Regions from separate parts of the Homo sapiens genome. Here region 2 is linked to region 1. Evidence: read pairs that join two places in POLR2A ChIA-PET (ENCODE). Cell type or tissue: OCI-LY7. All regions are shown on one strand. Each heading gives the region's core, and the rest is flanking DNA. Links, peaks and the distances in the headings are about the cores only.

Evidence for each region. ChIA-PET counts read pairs that join two places held together with the same protein. Peaks named below come from ENCODE experiments on the same cell type or tissue, not always from the same donor. Only the 100,000 strongest peaks of a DNase experiment are listed, where the experiment ranks them.
Region 2: POLR2A ChIA-PET joins it to region 1 with 6 read pairs; 2 of 35 experiments call an interaction of 5 or more read pairs at or near these places.

The regions. Positions count from the first base shown.
Region 1 is chr3:156,898,500-156,910,000 of GRCh38, forward strand. All of the region lies in intron 3 of LEKR1 (leucine, glutamate and lysine rich 1), which reads left to right. Among named protein-coding and RNA genes, the nearest start is that of LEKR1, 78 kb to the left of the region's middle. In OCI-LY7, for the core only: no CTCF peak of the experiment used is centred there; no DNase peak of the experiment used is centred there.
Region 2 is chr3:157,096,845-157,108,345 of GRCh38, forward strand. LINC00880 (long intergenic non-protein coding RNA 880) reads right to left here. Exons shown (of 4, transcript NR_034007.1): 2 at 6,514-6,635; 3 at 5,091-5,248. LINC00881 (long intergenic non-protein coding RNA 881) reads left to right here. Exons shown (of 3, transcript NR_034008.1): 2 at 2,639-2,737; 3 at 3,842-4,291. Among named protein-coding and RNA genes, the nearest start is that of LINC00881, 13 kb to the left of the region's middle. RefSeq lists an enhancer at 8,913-8,962. In OCI-LY7, for the core only: no CTCF peak of the experiment used is centred there; DNase peaks (open chromatin) are centred at 6,687 and 8,617; H3K4me3 peaks cover 2,620 bases; H3K27ac peaks cover 3,021 bases.

The sequences.
Region 1 (11,501 bases), core at 1,157-9,156:
CCCTCACCAGACACCGGACCTGCCGGCACCTTGATCTTGGACTTCTCAGTCTCTGGAACTGTGAGAAATTTCTGTTGTTTATAAACCATCCAATCTATGCTATTTTTGTTACAGCCACCCGGATGGACTAAGGTGCATAATAAAATCTCTTAGAAGCATTACAGGAAAAAAAAACCCAAAACTATTATTTCCAGTCTTAGTTTACTGTGAAACCATTTTTGGAATGCGATGGGGAGCTTACTGTAGAACACACTTTGACCACACTAAAATATGGGTTTAAAATGTTAGTAAAGCATTTGCTATGGCAAAGAAACTGCTAAAACAAAACAAACAAACAAACAAAAAAATGGGATGAAGTTCTTTTATCTGAAGCAAAAGGAAATTGAGAAGCTTGAGCTAGGATTCCTCAAAAGGTTTAAATGAAAAAACATCTATAAAACATGTTGCATAGAGCCTTTCGCATAGTTGATGCTGAATCTCTTGTTGCTCCTGTTGCTGTTGCTTTGTTGTTTAATGGGAAAGGAGACAAAAAAGAGCTATTTTTGCCAGCTGTGTGAAAGACAGGTTGCTGTCAGTGGGGTAGACATCAGCTAATTTATTCCTCAACTAAGGAACCACTATAATTTTGGAGCAGTCATGGTTTCTTCTTGCTTTCAGGTTTTCATATGTTGGTAATTATCAGTACAAATTCAAACTTTCACCTGTGGTTTTCACCATTCTGTGTTCCTAGCTCTGTCTATATACATATATATACATATATATATATACACACATGTATATATATACATGTATATATACATATATACATACACACATGTATATATACATATATACATATATACACATATATACATGTATATATACATATATACATATATACACATATATACATGTATATATACATATATACATATATACACATATATACATGTATATATACATATATACATATATACACATATATACATGTATATATACATACATACATATATACACATATATACATGTATATATACATACATACATATATACACATATATACATATATACACATATATACATATACATGTATATATACATATACATGTATATATACATATACGTATATATACACACATATATACACATATATACACGCATATATACACATATATACACGCATATATACACATATATACACGCATATATACACATATATACACGCATATATACACATATATACATGCATATATACACATATATACATGCATATATACACATATACATGCATATATACACATATATACACATATATACATGTATATATACATATGTACGTATATATGTATATATATGTACATATGTGTATATATGTATATGTGCATGTGTGTATTTAGGTGTGCAAATAAAAATAGAATTTATTCTAAAGAATTCCTTAAGTAAATGGCAGGCACTTACCCTTTGTAATTTGCAGAGAAAAATATTTGGGATAGCTAAAGGCTCATTCAAATGGGGTTTAAAAGGATTACAAAACATCTGAAATCCAGCTAGCAAATTTTTGAATTAGGTAGTATGGTAAACTCAAATGCCTAGGAGGTATCTAGAATAAATGAGTAAAACAGACTGGTGGGGGGAACTATACTAAACCAAAAAAATGCATGCTCATTAAAGATAGCAGCTGCTCCAGGAGACTGGTTTTGTGGGAAGAATGTGGGTCCATTGTTTTTGAATTACTTGACTTTTAGAAAGGTGGGGAATCTAGATTCTTACGTAAAATCTCTCCAAGTTTAAATATTTGTGCTTATAAAAAACAACACTCTGCAAGACAGATAAAACATGTTCAAAGACCAGTTTGTGACTTCTGAATTAGGCAAATATTAGACTGCACGTATTGTAACCTAGGCAAATCTTCATACCAACTCAGCTCTAAGTTCTTTTTATCACAGAACCCTTTACAAAGGAACTAGTGTAGTATGCTCTTAGCCAGTCTTATAACTAAGGTGATTTTTGTGAATCTCGTAACTATCCACTTAAAATTAACTTGAGATCACAGTGCTATTATTTGATGATCTAAAAAAAAATCACTTTACATTTCCTAATGGTATTACCAGTAGGCATGAAACTTCCAATGCAAAGATATAGGACTTGAGTTAGAAAATATTTAGTGAAACACTGATAGTAGAAAAACTGGCCAAAAGTGAAGTAAGTTTCCTAATTGTTTGCTAGAGTATTTGGCTTATTATATTTTTGCGTGATTTGATCACTTACAGTTGAAGAGAATTTTCCTCAGAGTATGGCAGGCAGTAATTTGAATTTTGAATAAATACTATACAGTTTTTTTGTGTTTTTATTTTTTAATGGTGAAGTGAAGAGCATACAATATCTTGTTGAATGATTCGGCATTTATAAATGTATAATTGGGCATTATTAACGAAACTCTTTGAATGATCTTTGTTTTGGAAGTAGCCATAATAATTCACACCTTTTTTTGGTTATTTTTAATTTTTTTGAATTATTAAAATTTTTTAAAGAGATGGGATCTTGCTGTGTTGCCCAGCCTGGTCTTAAACTCCTGACCTAAAGTGATTGTCCCACTGCAGCCTCGCCAACCCCAGTAGCTGGGATTATACGTATGATCCACTGTGCCTAGCTTGATTATTACATATTTTGAGAAGAAAATAAAAGTCTTTCTAACAAATTTTCTTTTCTTCCCTTCATTACTGCAGACAACGTCATTCCTTTTTTTTTTCCTTCCTTCTCTTCTTGTCTGCTTTCAGCAGTACTTGTGATGCAAGCATATTCTCTAATTGGAAAGTTCTTCATACTTTCCAGGACACGCAAAGAAGCAGCTGGGTACTTGCCTCTCTTTCTTGCCTCCTTTACCATATTTATCACAATATAACTGTCTTATTGTTTTACACTCTTCATACCTAACCATGAGCCACTTGAGAACAGGTGCCATTCCTTTTTTTCTAAGTGCTTAATTATGCCAGTTATGGTATCATGTACGTAGTGGGCTTGTAATTCATATTTTTGAGTGAATGATTTTTAGTTTTCCTTTTTCTCTCTAATGCAATTACAATTTTATCAGAAGATGAAAATAATAATCCAGAGGTGTTGCATATTCTCTTTTCCTCGTACTGAACCAGTTGCTTCACATCTAAAAATGGAAGAATGGAAAATCTCAAATATTAATGATCCATTTTGTTTTGTTTTGTTTTGTTTTGAGACGGAGTCTCACTCTGTCACCCAGGCTGGAGTGCAGTGACGTGGTCTCAGCTCACTGCAACCTCTGCCTCCTGGGTTCAAGTGATTCTCCTACCTCAGCCTCCCAAATAGCTGGGACTACAGGCGCCGGCCCCAAACCCAGCTAATTTTTGTATTTTTAGTAGAGACAGGGTTTCATTATGTTGGCCAGCCTGGTCTTGAACTCCTGACCTTGTGATCCAAACGCCTTGGCCTCCCAAAGTGCTAGGATTACACGTGTGAGTCACCACACCAGGCCAATGATTCTTTTCTTATAGTTCTCTGCCTTATTTCCGGAAGCTCACATATAATTTTCTTGAATGTTTTCAAAGAAAAACAGACCAGGGTTTAAAACAACAAATGTAATCTAGTGATATTTTGGGGTGCATTAATAAATGGGTTTTGTATTATTTCAAGTGCACTCACTCTTTTCATAGTTTCAAACATGAATTTTTTTATTGATTTGCTGACCTATTTCCTATTCTTTAAAAAAAAATCTTGTTTTCACTGTGCACATTATGGAATACTTGGAAAACAGAAATAGATGAAGATTACCCTTAATATCACTTCATAAAATAACTTATATTAATTTTTAGGAATCAGTCTCTTCTTTTAAAATGGGTTCATTATATTGCCCAGTGAATGTCAGAAATTATTTTTTAAAGTATATTTCAGTGAGAAAAATATTTAAAAGCTGAGTTTCACAATCAAAATATGTTATGTTTTCTGTAATAATTTTAATAAAATTTTAAATCTTTTATAGACATTTTATTATTCAGGGTATTTAGCTGAGGGACAAACATATATCTAAAGATCACTGAAGACATCCTGGACATCATGTAAGACTACTAAAATTTGATTTCTAGAAATTGTTATACATTTCATAACCACCAACAGTAAAGAAAGGAGGCAAGGCCAGCTCCTTAAATGGAGTAGCTATGTGTTCCTATATTTGGAGAACAACTTTTTTCCTTCACTTAAGGTGAGTTCCTGGTAGAAATCAACTTTCACTAATAGCATTCCTCAGAATACAAATCATGTTTCCTGTTAACCTACTGAATACTATCTAGCTTATATTATAAAAGCTTTCATAGCGAAATGCTTGATTTATTTTTATAATATATATAGTTTTAAGAACATTTAATTATACAGTTTAATATCCTGATTTTAAAAAAAGCACCATAATGTAAGCATTTTTCTGTTATTTTATACCTACTATAAACATTATTTTTAATGACAAATATTACATTGAGTAAATAATTTTCTTACTGAACCATTTGTATTACTCTGAGTTTTTTTGCTACTGCAAATTATTGCAGTGATTAGCTTTCTTCAAAACCAAAGCAAACAAAAATGTTTTCTATATTTAGATCTATTTCTTTAGGCTAGATTCCCAGGAGTAGAATTCCTGGGTTAAAGAATTTGAGCATTTTTATGCTTCAAATAGTCTATAAAAATGAATATTCCCACAAATGATGTTAGAAAATGCCTTTCCATTGTAATTTGACAATATTGGTTATACTCACTTTTGATATATCTTTGTTAATTTGTTAGATTAAAATATAGTTTTAATTTCCATTTCTCTGACTTTTAGTGATTTTTTGTTTTTTACTTAGAATAATTATTTCCCTTAATTCCATATTTTTTTCATTTGCTTATTTAACTGTATACTTCCCATTTTTAAGGATCGGTAGAAGCATCCAGTCTTCAAACCAACCTCTTATAAGTTAATTTTAAGGTTGTTATATGATAGATCCTGGGCCATACACTATTAGTTACGACTCTTGGTTGTGACTAAAATTTAGCTTGAACTAGCTTAGGCAAAAAGTGTTTAATGGATGATAGGTTTCAAGGAAAAAATGAACTCTGGGAAGGGCCTGTGTAGCTAGACCTTAGGAATAACCTTAACAAAGGACATTACTACCCTTAAGATTTTCCTTTTGTATTTCATCTCTGCTTCTCTAGAGGGTCAACTTTATTCTCTTAAACTGCAAATCAACTTTCTCATAGCAGGAAAAGTGGTTGTCCACAGTTCATAAGTTTTACTTCTTACATCTACTGCTACCTGAAAGGGATTGCCTATTGTTTTCTCTAGTCCCAAGGAAAGAATCCTACAGAAGAGCTCTGATTGACTCAGTGTTGGGGAGATGTTTTATCCACTTAGCCAGCTGGGTTGGGTCATAGAACATGGAAACTTCTGTGGCAGTCTTATGATTGGTTGAAGCTAGAAGAGGGAGTGGAAAGAAACAGTTCCTTGAATAAAGGGTTAATTCCCCACAGAAAGGTAATTATATTGGGTGGCCAAACAGTGGTTACCCACTGCATGAGAAAGACTATCCAGGGATTTTATATGCTTTTCTATCCTTTAGAATTAATCAATAGAAGAATATTTACCAACGCCTACTGGGCATTGTTACCAGAGCTGGGAGAGAGCAATAAGGGCAGTAAGAAACATTCTTGCACTAAAGAATAAATAATGTGATTTTATTAAGGATACTTTAAAATGATGGTAGCAGTATTTAAGACAATGTTTTATATAAACAACATGATTTTATTAAGAACACTTTAATATAATGGAGATTTTAGTTTTTCTAAAAGCTATCTTATATCCCCTTATCCTCAAGAAAAATACACTAAACCCTTTTGCCTCCTTTTTGTGAAATTATATATAAGCTCTATAATACAGAATCATGTTTTTTTTTTTTTACTTTTTAAAATATTTTTATTTTTTTATTTTTAGAGACAGGGTCTCACACTGTGTCACTCATATTTATTCCCAGGCTGGAGTGCGATGGCATGATCATAGCTCACTGCAGCCTTGAACGCTCGGGCTCAAGCAATACTGCTGTCTCAACCTCTGGAGTAACTGGACTGCAGACACGCCACACTACACCCAGCTAGATATATATATGACAGGATCTATCATATAGCAAATATATATATATATATATATTTGGAGAGACAGGGTCTCGCTATGTTGCCCAGGCTGGTCCCAAACTCCTGGCCTTAAGCACACCTCTTCCTTGTCCTCCCAAAGTGCTACGATTATAGGCATGAGCCACTGTGCCCAACCTATGTATGTGTGTGTGTATTTATTTTTTTTTATTAAGTCAGGGTTAAGATTTTTAACTTCTGTTTCTGCACCAGGAAAACTTAAGAGTACCATATTCAGTCAAAGGAAGATCTATTATTTTAATAGACTATCTAAATATTAAAGAAACAGGAAAATAAATGAAGAATCAAAGACCAAATAGAGCTCAAATTCGATTTAATTAAATGAGGTTAATTTAAAAACCTACATTGAGTCAGTCCAGTGCGGGTACTTTTTTCCTGCCTTTTTGGGAGAGGTGGGGAGAGAGAGATAGAGGGGTGAGGGAATAAATATGAATGTATGGTATCAAAGTCAAGCCAATATTTTTAGAAGATAATGTTGGAATATTGAACTCCCTTACCTGTTAGCAAAGGTAAATATTTCTGATCCTTAACTCAATAGGGCAAGCACCCTTAAGAAGGAGTCAAGCTATAAAGGAGTAAATTTATTATCAATGTACAGATTGTACTAAAAGTACATTGATATTATACAGGATAATGACTCTTCAGTATAAAATTAAGACTATCCTAACAGTAAGGGTATATTTGAGTAACTAAATTAGAATTCATAGGAAGATATAAATGGGTGTCATGTTAATTTTCTAAATAAAAGCAGTATAATACCACTGAAGAGGAAATTAAGTAATTGTATTCCCAAATAATTTGGTTTTAAATATTGCTACTGTTCTATACACTTGTGTGTTAGTGACATTTCTGGTCTTGTGCATTCTCTTTTTGACATTTTTGAAGTTTCCATAGCTCCTGAGAATGGGTACAGTGATTTAGTTTCTGCCTGAAGGGTTTCACAAAGTGCTTATGAGTTCTCTGCAAAATAAGAGTTGTTTCTGGTTGTATTAAATACTAAATGATTTATCTATCAATAATAGTTGGATCCCCCCATTCCCTGCTTCCTTAAAAGGTAGTTTAATTTTCTGAATGAATTTAGGTAGTGGTTAATTTCAAAGGAGCAGGTATAGAAGCCACTTCTCATAATTGGCAGTCGTATGTCAATTTCTGAACTCTGTTTCCCAAGACCTCCTGAAGTACTACCTTGTTTTGATTGATTTCTTTGTTGCAGTTCTAATTTTCCCCTTGATATTTGGATACCTTTGCCTGTCCGACCTTAGTAGGATGTAATCCTGAAAATCCCCCACTTCAGTGAATTTTCAGACCCGGAACTTCCACCTGTCATCTTTGATTGCTGCAAAATCAGTTTGAGGGAAAGACTGCAAATAAATTAATCTTTAGAACCAGGAGCTTGACAAAAAAGAGTGCAGATTACAGGTGGTAAAATCCTCGATGATGTGGCCGCTTTCTTGTGTTTTCTAAAGTGTTTCATTATAGAGTGGAGGGAAGTTAAAAGGGAGTTTTAAAAGTATTTCCTTTTAGAATATTTTCATTATGTGTAATATTAATCGATAATCCACATGAAAATAATTAAGAAGGGACTATAATATCATTCTCTAATTTGTTTTACAACTCAGTGATTCTCACATTATCCATTTTAATTATGTTAACTAAGAAAAACTGAGAAATACTGAAGGATAATAAATGTACTTGTTCTCATGGTTGCATTGGCAAGAGGATTATAATGCAAGTCATCTAACTCCCAGTGCAGGACTCTCTCCACTAGAACATGCTGTTAGTACCCACTATTTTCAGGAACACCCTCTGAGTAGACAACATTATGTCCTTACATCAACATAGTGTTCACATTCTGTGCCGAATTGTGACTGTTAGAGAAAACTGTGTGCTAGCACAGTACATACTGTATTGTAGTATTTCATGAATTATTTCATAAAGTTGATGTGTACGGTAAAAGTAAACATTTGTGCTTTTCCAGTAATGTCATTTTTAACCATATCATTTTGATATGAAAGAAGAAAAGTAGACTAGTATAGCCAAGTCAGAGTGAACTAATGTGACCACACATCTCAGAGAGTTTAGTTAGATGGCTTGAGAAGCTATTTGTATGTAACATTCATTTGGATAAATATATACTAAAGAAGTGACCTTGGAAAGTGTTTCAATGTGCATGTTTTTTAAAAGTATAAAAAGAAAAACGTTTTATAAAAATGGACTGAGAATTCTTTTCTGAGTGAATGTTAATAGCTGGAATGGGCTTCTATTAAGGAATGTTTAATACATATGTTTAATCTTATAATTTAGCAGTGTACTATATAAACTTAAATATCTACTATTTCTACATTTTTTCCATTTATAAACCTGAGATATTTTTACAGACATGTAATGAGACTGTCTGGGCTTTTTAAAACAATTTTTTTAGATTTTTAAGTAACACATAGATACATCTTCATTGTAAATAATCTAAATAATGTAGGAAAGAAAACTAAAGTTCCCATGACCAGTCTTCTCAATCCTGATTCTCTCTGTAGAGATCACCCTGCTTTAACATTGATGAAGATCATTTCTATTCTTTTTCTAAAGTTTTAAAGACATATATGTACATATAGAACTATCGTGAATATATATGGTTTCATGTCATATTTGTTCATCTGTGAATTACAGCTTGCATTTTTCCCCATTGATAAATCTTGGCATTCTTTCCATGCTAGGACATACAAGTCTACTTTATTATATTTTTATTTTTTGTATACTATTCCATAGGACCATAGGTTATTTAACTGTTCCTCTAATACTGACCATTATTGGCATATACTGACCATGAAGACTGTTTCCTTTTTTGCTATTAAAATAATATTTCATAACTTCCAAAATTTAAAACGTACCCATTCTTTTATACCACAATTTGTACCAGAGATATATTTGACACTTATAGATTACTCATTGTACGTGCCCAAGTCATTCTTTTCAAAAAATAAGTTTAGATTTATATAAAGTTCCAAAAATAGTACAGATAGTTTTCAGATACACAACTTCCCACAATGTTAGCACTTTGCATAACTAGGGTACAATTATAAAAACTAAGGAATTAACATTGTTATAATACTGTTAACTAATCTACAGAATTTATTTTGGTTTTATCATATTTTTTCAATAATATCTTTTTTTTTCCAGTCCAGTATTCAACCTGGAATTCCACATTGCAGTTAGAGTTCATATCTTCTTATTAGACTTCTTTGACCTGTGACAGTTCCTCAGTCTTTCTTTGTCTTTCATGGTCTCGAGGCTTTTAAATACTGGTCATTTATTTTGTAGAATATCCCTCAATTTGGGTTTGTCTGATGTTTACTAATTATTGTGATGAGATTATTCATTTTTGGCAAGAATACCACAAAAATGATGTGCCCTTCTCAGTGCATCATATCAGGGTGTGTGTCATGATGTCAGTATCTTATTACTGGTGAAGTTAACCTTAATCACGTGGCTAAACTGGTATTTGCTAGGTTCCTTCACTGTATAGTTATTATTTTTCCCTTCGTAATTAATAAATATCTTGTGGTAGATATTTTGAGACTCTCCGAATATTCAGTTTCTTCTCAACCTTTTACCTGTTTTTTCAGTACTATCAGTAGAGTTTGCCTGCAGTGGCTATTATTGTACAGTTTTAATGGTGATTTTCTCATTCACTCGTTCCTTCTACATGTATTAATTGGAAATTTTCTGTGTAATAAAAGAGCTGTCTTTTATTACTCAATTGTTCATTCAGTTATTTATATCAGTGTGGACTCATTCACTTTAATTTTTTGGGTTATAATCCAATACTATCATTATTTTATTGCTTGATTCTTCTTGTTTTGGACATTAGTAGCTCGCTTAGGTCAACATGTGCCCTTTTAACCTGCCTCTGTCCTCTGTTGAGCTCTTCTTTACTTTCTGGCATCACAAAATGTTCTAGGCTTATCTTGAAGTTTTCTTGCCTCAGCACTGGAATCAACCAGTTTTCTAAAATGCCCTGATTTCTTTAATTGGAGAATGATATTTAGAAACCAGCATCTGGGGATTGGGTATGTTCATTGTTACTTTGCTTCTGAGCTTTCATTTTTTTTGTCATTTGTACCCTTCTCTTGGGTCATAACACTAAGAATATTCATTATTTGTTCTTTAATAAATGAATTTAAGGCCATGCATTTACATCTTGGTACTTGATATGGTTTGGCTGTGTGTCCCCTCCCAAATCTCATCTTGAATTGTAGCTCCCATAATTCCCACATGTTGTGGAAGGGACACAGTGGGAGATAATTGAATCATGAATCATGGGGGCAGTTTCCCCCATACTGTTCTTGTGGTAGTGAATAAGTCTCATGAGAGCTGATGGTTTTATAAGGGGAAAACCCCTTTCACATGGTTCTCATTCTCTCGTTGCCGGCCACCATGTAAGATATCCCTTTGCTCTGCCTTCATCTTCCACTATGATTGTGAGGCCTCCACAGCCATGTGGATCTGTGAGTCAATTAAACCTCTTTCTTTTGTAAATTACCCAGTCTTGAGTATGTCTTTATCAGCAGAGTGAAAATGGACTAATACAGTACTTTTATATGTAGTGCTTCCATTATCCTTTATTTCTAAATAGCTTGTAATTTCCATTTTTATTTTCTATTTGGCCCAAGGATTATTAGATGTATGTTTAAATTTTCATTGCTGGTGGGTCATGCCTGCAATCCCAGTACTTTGGGAGGCCAAGGAGGGCTGATCACGAGGTCAGGAGATGGAGATCATCCTGGCTAACACGGTGAAACCCCATCTCTACTAAAAATACAAAAATTTAGCTGGGTGTGGTGGCATGCGCCTGTAGTCCCAGCTACTCAGGAGGCTGAGGCAGGAGAATCGTTTGAACCCGGGAGGCAGAGGTTACAGTGAGCCGAGATCACGCCACTGCACTCCAGCCTGGGAGAGGCGACAGAGTGAGAGTCTGTCTCAAAAAAAAAAAAAAAAAGAAATCTTCAATATCTTTACCTATTTTTATGTTATTGTGATCCTTTCCATTTCTGTGAGAAAAGTATTAATACATCCCATTATGATTAGTAATTTGTTTTCATTGGATTTTTTAACAGATTTTTAAAAATATATTTTGGTGCTATGTTATTTTTCTTGGTGCATTGGGCTTTTTATAAAGATGAAAATTTCTTTGTTCCACTTAATGCTTTTGCTAATTTTTAACACTAACATATATATGTTATCATTTTAAAAAGCATTTTTCTGGACTATACTTTTATAGCTCTTTATTTTCTACCTTCCTTTGTCAAGTTTTTAAAGATGTGAAT
Region 2 (11,501 bases), core at 1,961-9,960, 200 kb after region 1:
GACTATTTGTTAGTGCTTCATAAGACACTGGAGTACAGGGTCACTGAGATGAAACTCCTATAAATGAACATAAGAGAGAAAAAGGCAACTTTTCCACCTGACAATCCACAGAGCAACTTTACCAGAGTGAGATGGCAGAGCAGAGTAAGGGACAGTGCCTGGGCATTGATTTGCTGATGAGCACATGTAAGACCTCCTACCCCAGGAACTCCCCAAAAGTGCAGGGTAGAAGGTGCTTTGCAGGGAGCTAGGTTCAAAGTGAGAAATGGTGGTAACAAACTAACATTTAGATTATTAGTCTTGATGTGACTTTATTTGTGCATGCGTAGTGTATCACACAGGGTTCTCTAGAGAAACAGAACCAATAGGACATATACAGATATGTAGAAGGGGATCTATTACGGGAATTGGCTCATGCAATTGGCTCGAGAAATTCCATGTTATGCAGTCTGCAAGCTGGAGAACCAGGACAGGTGGGGGTATAATTCAGTCTGATACTGAAAGCCCCAGAACCAGGGGAGCCGATGCTGTAACTCCCAGTCAGAGGCCCAAGGTCTGAGAACGCAGGTGACAGCTTATGTAGAGAATGCAGCTTATGTAAGTCCCAGAGTTGGAAGGCCCAAGAACCTTGAATTCTGGTGTTGGAAGCGAAAGAAGATAACGTCCTGGCTCCAGAAGGGAGAGCAAATTCACCTTTCCTCCACATTTTTGTGGAGGCTGAGGGCCAGTTGGATGCTGCCCACCTGCATTGGTGGGGGTGATCTATACTTAGTCCACTGATTCAAATGCTAATGTCTTCCAGAAACACCCTCACAGACAACCCAGAAATATTGTTTTATCATCTATCTGGATGCCCCTTAACCCAGTGTGGTCGACACAAAATTAACCATCACACCTGGTGGGGGAAACTTGGCTAATACCTACCTCATGGGAATCAAACAGGATGTTCCCAAGCATGAGCCTGGACATGGCAAATACACAGTAAATGGCAAATTCCCTCACAAACCATCCAGGGAACCCACTGGAACCATTGCAGAATGCTCAGAACATCTCCTGGTGTGTTTGGGGATTGGACAACATTCTTGTAGCAAATATCTTTAATCAAAAAGTAACTTAACACATATCTTTGAGCATGTATATGTTCCAGTAAAGTATACATGCTAAGAGGGGTTTGAAATTATCTTTTCTTCTCAGCACTTTACAGTTTACAAAATACTTCAATGTGAATTTTAGTCACGTTAGCTCTTGCAACAACTTAATAATGTAGGATCCCCACATATAAATCAGAAGATTGCATTTCAAAGAGGTGAAGTGACTTGTCCTTAATAACCCAGCTAATAAGGGGTGCAGCTGGACTCAAACCTGGTCTCTTTCCATTAAAGTCTGGTAGAAAACTAAGACCAAAACAAATACAATAATGACAGAAAAAAAAAAAAACCACAGCAAATACGAAAACCTGTGGTTCTGACTCAAAGTGCTGGAGACAAAGACAAATGTCTGTGGCTGGACATCCAGAAGGAGTCAGCTGGGACCTGAGCCGATCTAACTAGAAAATGAAAGGGTGCTGCTGAGGACAGGGAGGCAGGGATGGAGGAGGCAGGTTTCCAGTGGGACCTCACCTGGCACCCCTTGAGCTGGCACCCACCTTTTCACATTTCACAGAGCATTTCTACTGACCTTTCCAAAGGGCACTGCACCTCACTGCTCCCAAATCTCTGAAAGTCAAAACGGAGGCTTTGCTCCTGCATCACTGTCTGGACCATACAAATCACCTCTTGTGACTTTGGCAACTGCTGGTCTCAGGGTTTGTATCCTAGTCATTTCTACTTCTTGGAGAATCATTTATGACATTCTAAAAGTATAGAAAACCATCTACTGAAATGTGTCAACATTAAAACATTAGTTAGCTAGAAATGATGCTCATTTAAGTTACAGAAAAAAACAACAGACAGGAAAAGACATGAGCATTTATGGGCCAGCCTCTGTACTAGCATCTCTCACACTCATGATCTCTTGTTATATTCACTGCAATACAATTTGGGAAATGGTATCATTCCCACTTTGACAGCTGAGGAAATGGACACTCAGAGAGGCTAAGTAACGGCTAAAGTCACACAATTAATAAGCAGCAAATCTAGGATGTGAATCCACGTCTGACTTCAGGGTATTTTGCAATATACCACAGTTTATGGCCTGTGGAATTCAAATGGAATTAAGAGATGACCAGTAAACATAGTTTCATTGCCAGTAAAATTCTTGACTTTGCTTTTTTATTAATTCATATTTACTAACAATGCAATTTCCAAATTACCAGCTTCGGAAGAGTTCTTAAATCATTGAAGTACTCAGGATTCATGGAGTCCTAACAATTAGGATTTGACACTGAGAGAGATGCCACCAGAGGACCCACGTGGAGCTGAGTGACTCTAATGTGAACTTTCTTTTTTGACAGTTCTCTGTAAAAATGTGGCCTATCTTGCACTGGATGGAAGACAAGGAAGAGATTCTCAGTCAAACCTGCCTGGTTTCCTCAAACTCTGTTTAATACAAATGCCAAAGTTTGACACATTCTAACCACTTTGCTTTCTTTGGCAACTCCAACTTTGACAAGAGAGTAAGAATGTCTCCTCCTTGACAGGAACAACGTGTGAAATGAAAGACCTCAGGTGCTGTATTGGCTCTTGACAGCTCTTCAGAAGAAAATACCTCCTGCCTGTTCTGTTCAGTCCTGGTGCAGGTGAGTCACTGCCTTGCCAGCCAGGCAAGTATTTTAAGAAACAAAATCTAAGCCAGAACCAGCAGAGAAATACGAGGGATGGATTAGCGCCATTAGCTTTGATGGTGTCTTGTTGTCATGGTGCTAGGAAAATCACTATCATTTACAGTCCCACTCACCAGCTGTTTTGCTAGAATTTTTGACATGAGAGGCTGGTGGCCACCCTAACACAGGCGTGGGACATGGGTGTGCACACACACGTACACCTGCAGCAGACACCCACTCTAGAGGGCTCACGTTGGTTGTCTGGGACGTGATTCAAAGGCTGTACCCATGTGTATGACAATCCTGTTTCCCGTACATCAGCTTCCAGGAAGCCAAATGACCCACCGGCTTACCCACATCGCAGGAAGCTTTGGAGCAGAGTCAGTGACTATGTGAACCTGCCTCAACCTCTGCTCCCTGGTTCAGCATTTGGCTTGGGAAAAATGACACTATTTCCTGTCTCTTAAACATTATTTCAAGGCACAGGTCTTCCACCATTCTGAGAGGCAGGGGGATCTTTGAGTTCTGCCAGGAGCTGGGGGTTAGGGGTAGGGGAATCCCGCCCAAGGGAAATGACTAGAATCTTTGTCAGGCTGTGGAACACAGGCATTTCTGGATAGGTGGCCTCCCCTGTGGCCTCTCCTGGCATCTACACTGCAAAGTCCCCTGTATCTACTGAAAGGGGTGAGGGTGGGGGCATTCATTGGTACTGGGAGGCAAGCTTTGAGTGGAAAGGAGCTTCTCTCGTGGCCCTCCAGTGAGCCACACTAGAGGAGGCCTCAGATGCATGGTGCTCCCTGCTCAGACTCACACTTGCCTGACTCCCTCCTTCGTGCTCTTCCTTCGGCTGCCCTTACCTGGGGGACTACAGTGGCTGTGGGGGTGCAGCGGGGGTTGGGGGGGGCGGCATACCTCACTACCTGGCTTTTCCCAAGTCCCTTTAATTAAGCCAAATCTTTGTATGAATGTAAAATACAAGTAGGCTTTATCCCTGGGCCCTGTGCTCCTCTGCCCCAGATTCTGACTCAAGGGCTTGGAGCAGACTTATTTTTACTAAAAGCCCAAGTGATTCGATTGCAGGTGGTCCTGGACAACACTTTGAAAAATGCTGGGGCAGAAACAAGCCAGCAAGCATATGGGATTCATCTGCTGTGAGTGATAATTTATCTAGTTTCTAAAAATAGTGTTATAGGCTGGACTGTGTCCCCTTCCTGTGCCCCGCCGCCATGCATATATGGACGCCTAGTACCTCAGAATGTGACTGTATTTGGAAACAGGGCCTTTGAAGAAGTAATTAAGTTAAAATGAGGTCATTAGGGTGGGCAGTAATACAGTATAACTGGTGTCCTTATAAGAAGAGATTAGGACACAGATGCACACAGAGGGAAGACCATATGAACACAGAGGGAGAAGACAGCCACCTGCAAGCCACAGAGAGAGCCCTTCAAAGAAACCAACCCTGCAGACAATTTGATCTCAGGTTTCTGGCCTCCAGAATTGTGAGAAAATAAATTTCTGTTGTTTAAGTCACCCAGTCTGTGGTATTTTGTTATGGCGGCGAAGCTAACGAACACAAACAGAAGGCTGATTTCACTTAATAATCATCTCAGAAGGCAGAGATTGCTTCAAACTATTGCATAAACAAGGCTGGTTTGTGAACCAAAGGACATGAGCCCCAAACCTGGAGTCGCAGAGGCAGCATGACAGCACAGACAGCACAGCTTCTGGTGTCAGGCATTCCTGCACTCAAAGTCTCAAAGAACCTTCCTCCCTAGCCTTCCACCTGAGTTACTTTAGACAAGGCAGCTGTTATTTTATTTAACAAATATATGTATACAGTGCTTACTATGTGCCAGATAATAGTCTATGCACTGTACAAATACTAAGTAATCTAATCCTCATTATAACCCTGTGATAGATACACTGAAGAGCCACAGTCCCTTATTCAAACCCTTGTTTGGAACCAGCAGTGCTTGGCATGTCAGAACTTGGGGATTTGAGAAAGATATACAGTATATGTACCATAGGCTTTATAACACCTCATGGCATCTGCAACAGCATCCTGTTATGAAACATACTAATGGTTCTAGTTTCTGTAGTGACACATATATATGTTGCATAAGTAAAGACTGTAAGTATCCTTGCGTCAACTCAAGATACAAGGATACTTTTAGTCAATGTGCTTGTTTCAGGTCAGGTTTTGCTGCCAAATGAATTATAAATCCATTTTTTCATATTTTGGAGCTTTTAACGTTTCAAAATTGTGGGCCTGTGTTATCCCCATCTTACAGATGAAGAAACTGAGGCACAAGGAGGTTAAACAACTTACCCACATTCATTAGCTCATGGGAGGTGGGACTGGGCCACCAACCCCCCGGGTTTTGCAGCCTTGCCGTGAGGACCCAATACAAGGTAGACTTCTGGGTTGAATTTTGTCCTCCAGAATTCATATGTTGAGGTCTTAACCTTAGTACCTCAGAATAGAACCTTATATGGAAATAGAGTCATTTGAAATATAATTAGTTAAGATGAAGTCATTAGGGTGGACCCTAATCCCAAGTGACTGGTGTCCTTATAACAAGGAGAAATTTGGGCGCAGAGGCAGGCATGCACACAGGGAGAGCACCATGTGAAGATGAAGGCGGAGCTCAGGGTGACACTTCTACAAGCTCAACAATACCAAAGGTTGTTAGCAAACTGCTAGAAGCTGGGAGGGAGGGGCATGGAACAGATCCTTCCCTGCCAGCCCTCAGAAGGAGCCAACCCTGCCGACACCTTGATCTTGAATATGTGAGACAATACATTTCTGTTGTTTAAGCCACACAGTTTGCAGTGCTTTGTTACAGCAGCCCTGGCAAACCATTACATGATCCTTACCCAGTGCTGGATTCTGAGTGGGAGATCAATAAGTGGTAGCTAGTCATACTTACTATCAGTATGACTGAGGCCTCAGACTGTTCATTGAAACATAAAGTCAGTAAATTATTTCTAAGACCTCTTTCAAGTTCTGGGTCTAATTTTTTATGTTTATAACATGAAGATAATTCAACTTCACTTGTACCCCCAATGGCCTGGCTCTTATAGCATTTCTTTGCTGTTTTAAAAATGGGAGCCAACCCAAATGTCCATCAATGATAGAGTGTATAAAGAAAATGTGGCCCATATACACCATGGAATACTATACAGCCATAAAAAAGAATGAGTTCATGTTCTTTGCAGGGACATGGATGAAGCTGGAAACCATCATTCTCAACAAACTAACACAGGAACAGAAAACCAAACATCGCATGTTTTCACTCATAAGTGGGAGCTGAACCATGAGAACACATGGACACAGGGCAGGGAACATCACACACTGGGGCCTGTCAGGGGGTGGGGGACAAGGGGAGGGAGGGCATTAGGACCAGTACCTAATACGTGTGGGACTTACAATCTAGATGACGGGTTAATGGGTGCAGCAAACCACCATGGCACATGTATACCTATGTAACGAATCTGCACGTTCTGCACATGTATCCCAGAACTTAAAGTAAAATTTAAAAACAACAACAACAAAAAAAAGATGGGCTAAGCTGGACACAGTGGCACACACCTGTACTCCCAGCTACTTGGGAGGGTGAAGTGGAAGGATCCCTTCATCCCAGAAGTTTGAGACCAGCTTGGGCAACATAGCAAGACTCTGAACAATAGATGGGCTAATGTAAATGTGGTCTTAGAAAGCAAAACAACAAGCCAGGTTCAGTGGCACATACCTGTAGTCCCAGCTATTCAGGAGGCTGAGGCAAGAGGACTGCTTGAGCCTAGGAGCTCAAGGCTGCAGTGAGCTATGATCAAGCCACTGCACTCTAACCTGGGCAACAGAGCAGTACGCCATCTGTAAAGAAAAATGCAAAACAAAACAAAGAACATTAAAACCGAAACCATGTGGGCCCTAATTTGCCTGCTGATGTTTCTGCTTGCATTGTGAATTCACTCAGTCCTTGGCTTTTCTGAGTCTCTTCTGCTTGTGTCTTCAGGCCTGTGGAGTTAAAACCAGTGTGTTCAGGCTACAGATTCTGCAAAGGAAAGCAGAAATCTAAGTTAGAGGCTCTTTTCTGTGAGTTAAGAGTGTGTTGCTAGAACCCTATTTAGGCTTGGAACATTTTGATTCTTCATGTGGAAATTTGTCCCAAAATTGCCACTTCACTGAGGAGATAAAAGCTGCTTTAAGAGAGCAGCTTGAATACTTTTTCTGTTCATAGGACAAGGCATGGTTGGGCCCAGTCTAGGGAAAGAGGTAAAATGATAAAAAGTGTTTTTTTGAGATTTAGTGACAGGAATGCCCATTGTCAAGCTAGCTTGGAGCTTTAAGCCTCTGCCCTTAACACTCTACCACATCAATTCAGAAAAGGATTTGCTATGGGTGGGGTGTGGCCCCAAACTCTCATCTGTGGAAACAGGACCTCAATGACTTTGTGTGTTCAAAGAATGGACTTTGGGTTTCCTTCCAGCATCTGATTGTGGCATGTAGTAGTGGTTCTTGGGGCTGCCTCTCTGACTCCCTGTCAGTCCCTCAGCCTTTGTCCAGGAAGCGGCTCCCAGCTTCTTTCCTGGAAGCACTTTTGCACCAAGTCAAGGGGCCTCTCTCATCTCCCCGCAGCCCAAGCCCCTCCCAGAGCCAGGGGTGGTTTTAGCATTTGCTTACGGTTTTTCATCTTTGCTCCTTGTTCCTGGATACCCTCTCCTAATTTTAGAAGTGTGTCTTCTCCTATCAGTGGATGCAGCCCAGTGGAATTCCGTGGGGATACAAAAATAGTTGCAGGATGGGGAGTATCACTTTTTGGTTGGTGTTTCTATGCAATAACAAATGAGAAATTTAAATAAGCAAAAAAAACCTGCCTAATCAATTGAACTGCTGGGGAGTAGAGATCACATATTGCTCATTTTTGAATCCCAGGTGCTTGGCACAAAGTACGTGCTCAGCACATTATTTGTTGAATGAATCCATCTTAGTTTTCTTCCTTCTTCAGAGAGGTGCTCTGACATGCATTAAGTTTAAACGTGGTTGCACAAACAAAGTTGGAAGATGTTTCTGCTTCATAATAGCTGTCATGAGTCATGTCCAATAAAAACGTCCTGGGATCAGGAGGAAAAGGACACACAGTCCAGATCCAGCTCAGCCATCACCCAGGCAGCCCCAGGGTCTTCAGCCTCCCTGTGCCTCGGTGTCCTCCACTGCAACAAGAAGGTCATAATTTCTGTTCTGCCTCCCTCACAGCTGGTTATGAGAATGTGGCAAGAACAGACATGAAGAGATCATACTGGAGGTCCTACTTTTATTGTCATTATTATTACTACATGTAATTGTAGAGTTGAAGTGCTCATAATTATTTTTTACTACCTCAATCTCTTTTCTTCTCCATGAGCCTTCAAGGACCAAAGCCAGGTTTACCTCCTACCTCAGCTGAAGAAATGTCCATCCTGGTGAGGACTTCTTGCAGCTCGACCATCTGCTTGCTCAGCAAACATTTTCTGCATCACAGGTGGAGACTGAAAAGTTAAGTTGTGGAAGACTAGCTAAAAAACAGTTGTTTGCTGACACAGTTCCTGTGCTTGAAGCTACTCAGAGCAGAAACAGTAGGGTCTTCTCACCCAGAGACTATGCTCCCCAACAGAAACCTTGAACCAGCTAGAGAGCTCTCAGCCCCAGTTCTGCCCAGAACAGGCCCAGGAGGTGAGGAGATTTGTTAGGGGCAGCCAGCCAGGGGCCAGCAGAGAGGCCAGGAACCGAAGCCTCCTGATTCCAGGCCGGTTTTTACTTTACTCCCCATGCCTCTCAGTGGGGGCATTGGTAGGTGGTGCTTTGCTTCCTCTTGTGTCTCGGTGCAGATGCTGTTGCTAAGGTAACCGGGTAAGCATAAAACAGAAACAGCCCATAGGGTCTTGCTGCCTCCACCTGTGTGTCCAGACAGTTTCCCATCCCGGCCAGAGAGACACAGTCAGGCTTATTGATCCAGGCTGAGCATGTGTGTTGGAGCCTGGAGAGAAACGCCTGATCTGTGTGGCAGCCTGTATTCTCTGAACATTCTTCCTGGGCATGGTTTTAGACAAGATGTTAAAGATGGAGACAGATGATGAGGAATTGAAATTGCTTTAGTATACCAGTTGTCAGTGTGACATGGCTAAAACTGTCCAGGGCCTGGGTTCTTGACATATCCTTGGTTTATTCAGGGCATCTGTAGAATAAGAGGGCTGAAAGTACGGCCTCAACTCTGAATTCTGTGTCTAGCTTTCCTGTTGTACCCCAAGATGGAACCCTCCAACTTTCAGACAAGGGACTTTCTTAAAGAGCTATGTGATACTGTGTGGCTGATTTTCTCTTGTTCCTGGGAAGGGTTAGCTAATTAGTGTGTTAACCAGGGTCTTCCTTACCTCTTTTTCTTAACCCTTCCCTTAGTAGGCCCACCAGGGTTGGTCCCAAAGGAGAGAGGAGAGAACATAAATGAGCCAGTTTGGCTGCAGTGACAGCTCACAAGATGGTCAGATCATGGAGAGGGACTGAAATTCAGTCTAAGCTGCAGAAAAGGAGGAGAAGCGAGTACAATTCCTTCATTTCCAACTTTAAGTGGCCCCTGGGAGAAGCAAAGCATGTCCACATTAAGGCTGGACCTCACTTAGGGACTCCCTGGCTTAGGATCTCACTGTGACTACATCCCCAGTTTCTTTGGGGTGCACGTTGGAAGAGGCAGATCGGTCCTGGTAGCTGGTCATAGAACGGTGGCCTTTTGAGATCTGAGAGAAGCATGAGATGCTGCAGGGGGCTAGAAACCCAAACCTTGAAATATGAAATCTGCCACCCTTACAGGGGACCACACACACTAACTCAGCCCCTCTCAACAGACACACAAACTTACCACCCACTTTCCAGGCAAATGCAACAGCCAGCTGCTCCCTACATGTCCTTTGCTTTTCTACCACTGTCCATTGCCACCTCTCTCCACTTAGCAACATCTATCTTAGACAGGATACATTGGTTGCAAGTTCAGAACCCAACTCATATGAGCTAGGGAAAAGGAGGGCACAGCTGATATTTGGGAATATCTGGAGTCAGGGGCTCAGAGTTCACGACAACTCTCCCACTCCCACTCTCACCTCTTCTCTCCACTTCTCTCCAGGTGCCTATTTCATTCTCTCTCATGGCATACTGATTTCGTCCACATTGCAGGAAACACGGCTGCCCAAATCCCTCCCTGCCACACCCACATACAGGAACCTCCTGAATTTAACCTCTTTAGGCTTTCACTAAAGATATTGCCAGCTTTAAATCTGAAAATCCCAGGTAAGACTAATGAGTGGCTGGCCTTGGTCAGGCGCCCACCACTGGACTGTCAGGCAAAGCAGGGCGAGGGCAAGCTCATAGCATGCAGTTCCTATGGGCTGTGGGGAGAGGGCTGTGGGGAGAGGATACTTTCATATGAGAGAAGAGTGGTAGGCAGACAGCCCCACAGACATCCACAGCAAGGCCTCCCTCCAACTTTAAGGCCCAATTCAACAAAGTTTCTCCAGAATCCTCTTCAGCTCCACCTGGACTGGAAATAGCCTTCTCCTCTTCTCCACCCTTCCAGTGTCTTCACCTGTACCTCCCCGTGCACTGAACACCTGTTGACCACGTGGTCACTATTTGAATAACTTTTCCTATACAAATACTAATGTGTGTCACTGAAGAAAAAAATTGGAAACATAAATAAATAAAGAGAATAAAATAAAAACCACTCATAACTGCCATCTGGAGATAATCACTTAGCATTTGGGGGTGTTAGCAGCTGTTAGATTGATGTCTTTTTTTCTCTGCCTACATTCAGCCCTTCAACATCTCACCTCTCTGTGCTCCCCCAGAATCACCACAGTGCTTCCCATTCAGCGTGGGCTCCCTTTGAGCATGTTAAATAAGCAGTGAATAAAGGAATAAACAAACGGATGAGTAAATAGAAAGTCGGAGAAAAAGCTCTCCTACCCAAAAGTTGCCCCAGAGAAGGTATCAGGAAGGCAAAAGAAAGGTACCAGTCCTCAGAGGGCACAGACACCCCACCCTCCCCATTCCTTCCCAGCCTTCTCTGCTCCTATTGGGGCAGAATCAGTGCCAGAAAGTGAGTGGTGCATAGTGAACAGGCCGGGCCTGGGCCATAAACATTAGTGAAAATACTGTTAGGGACGGAAGCCCTATCCCTGCCATGTGACTTAGAAATGTTGCCCGTGGCTTCAGGGAAAAGAGGATTCATGGAAACAACCAAGTCAAGGTCACCACATGCATGCAATATTTTAGGCCCAGCAAGCAATGTGGCATATTCAAAGCTTCTGATGAATGGGTTCCAAGAAATCTGATTTTTAGCAGTGCTGTTGACACAGGAGTTGCAACAGCAACCCCCATGACTTGCCCCTCGCTGGGTTGAAGATTATCATTGATTTATCTGGAGCAGAAACAGCAGGAATCCACATCACGCCTTGGAAGGCAGCCTGGGCAAAGGCAGAGAATTAACAGATCTTTGTTATTAATTCCAATACCACAACTCCTCATGGGTCCGTGCAGTAAAATCACAGGCTCTCTTGACAGGAGTTTCTCTGTGTTTAAGAGGGCTAGTGTTTGTTTTGTTTTGTTTTGTTTTATGGGGCAGGTCCTTATTCTTAATTACAAAGACAATCCCAAATCACAAATATTCATTAATCACACACCAGCTCAAAACATGTTAGGTGCTACAGGAGG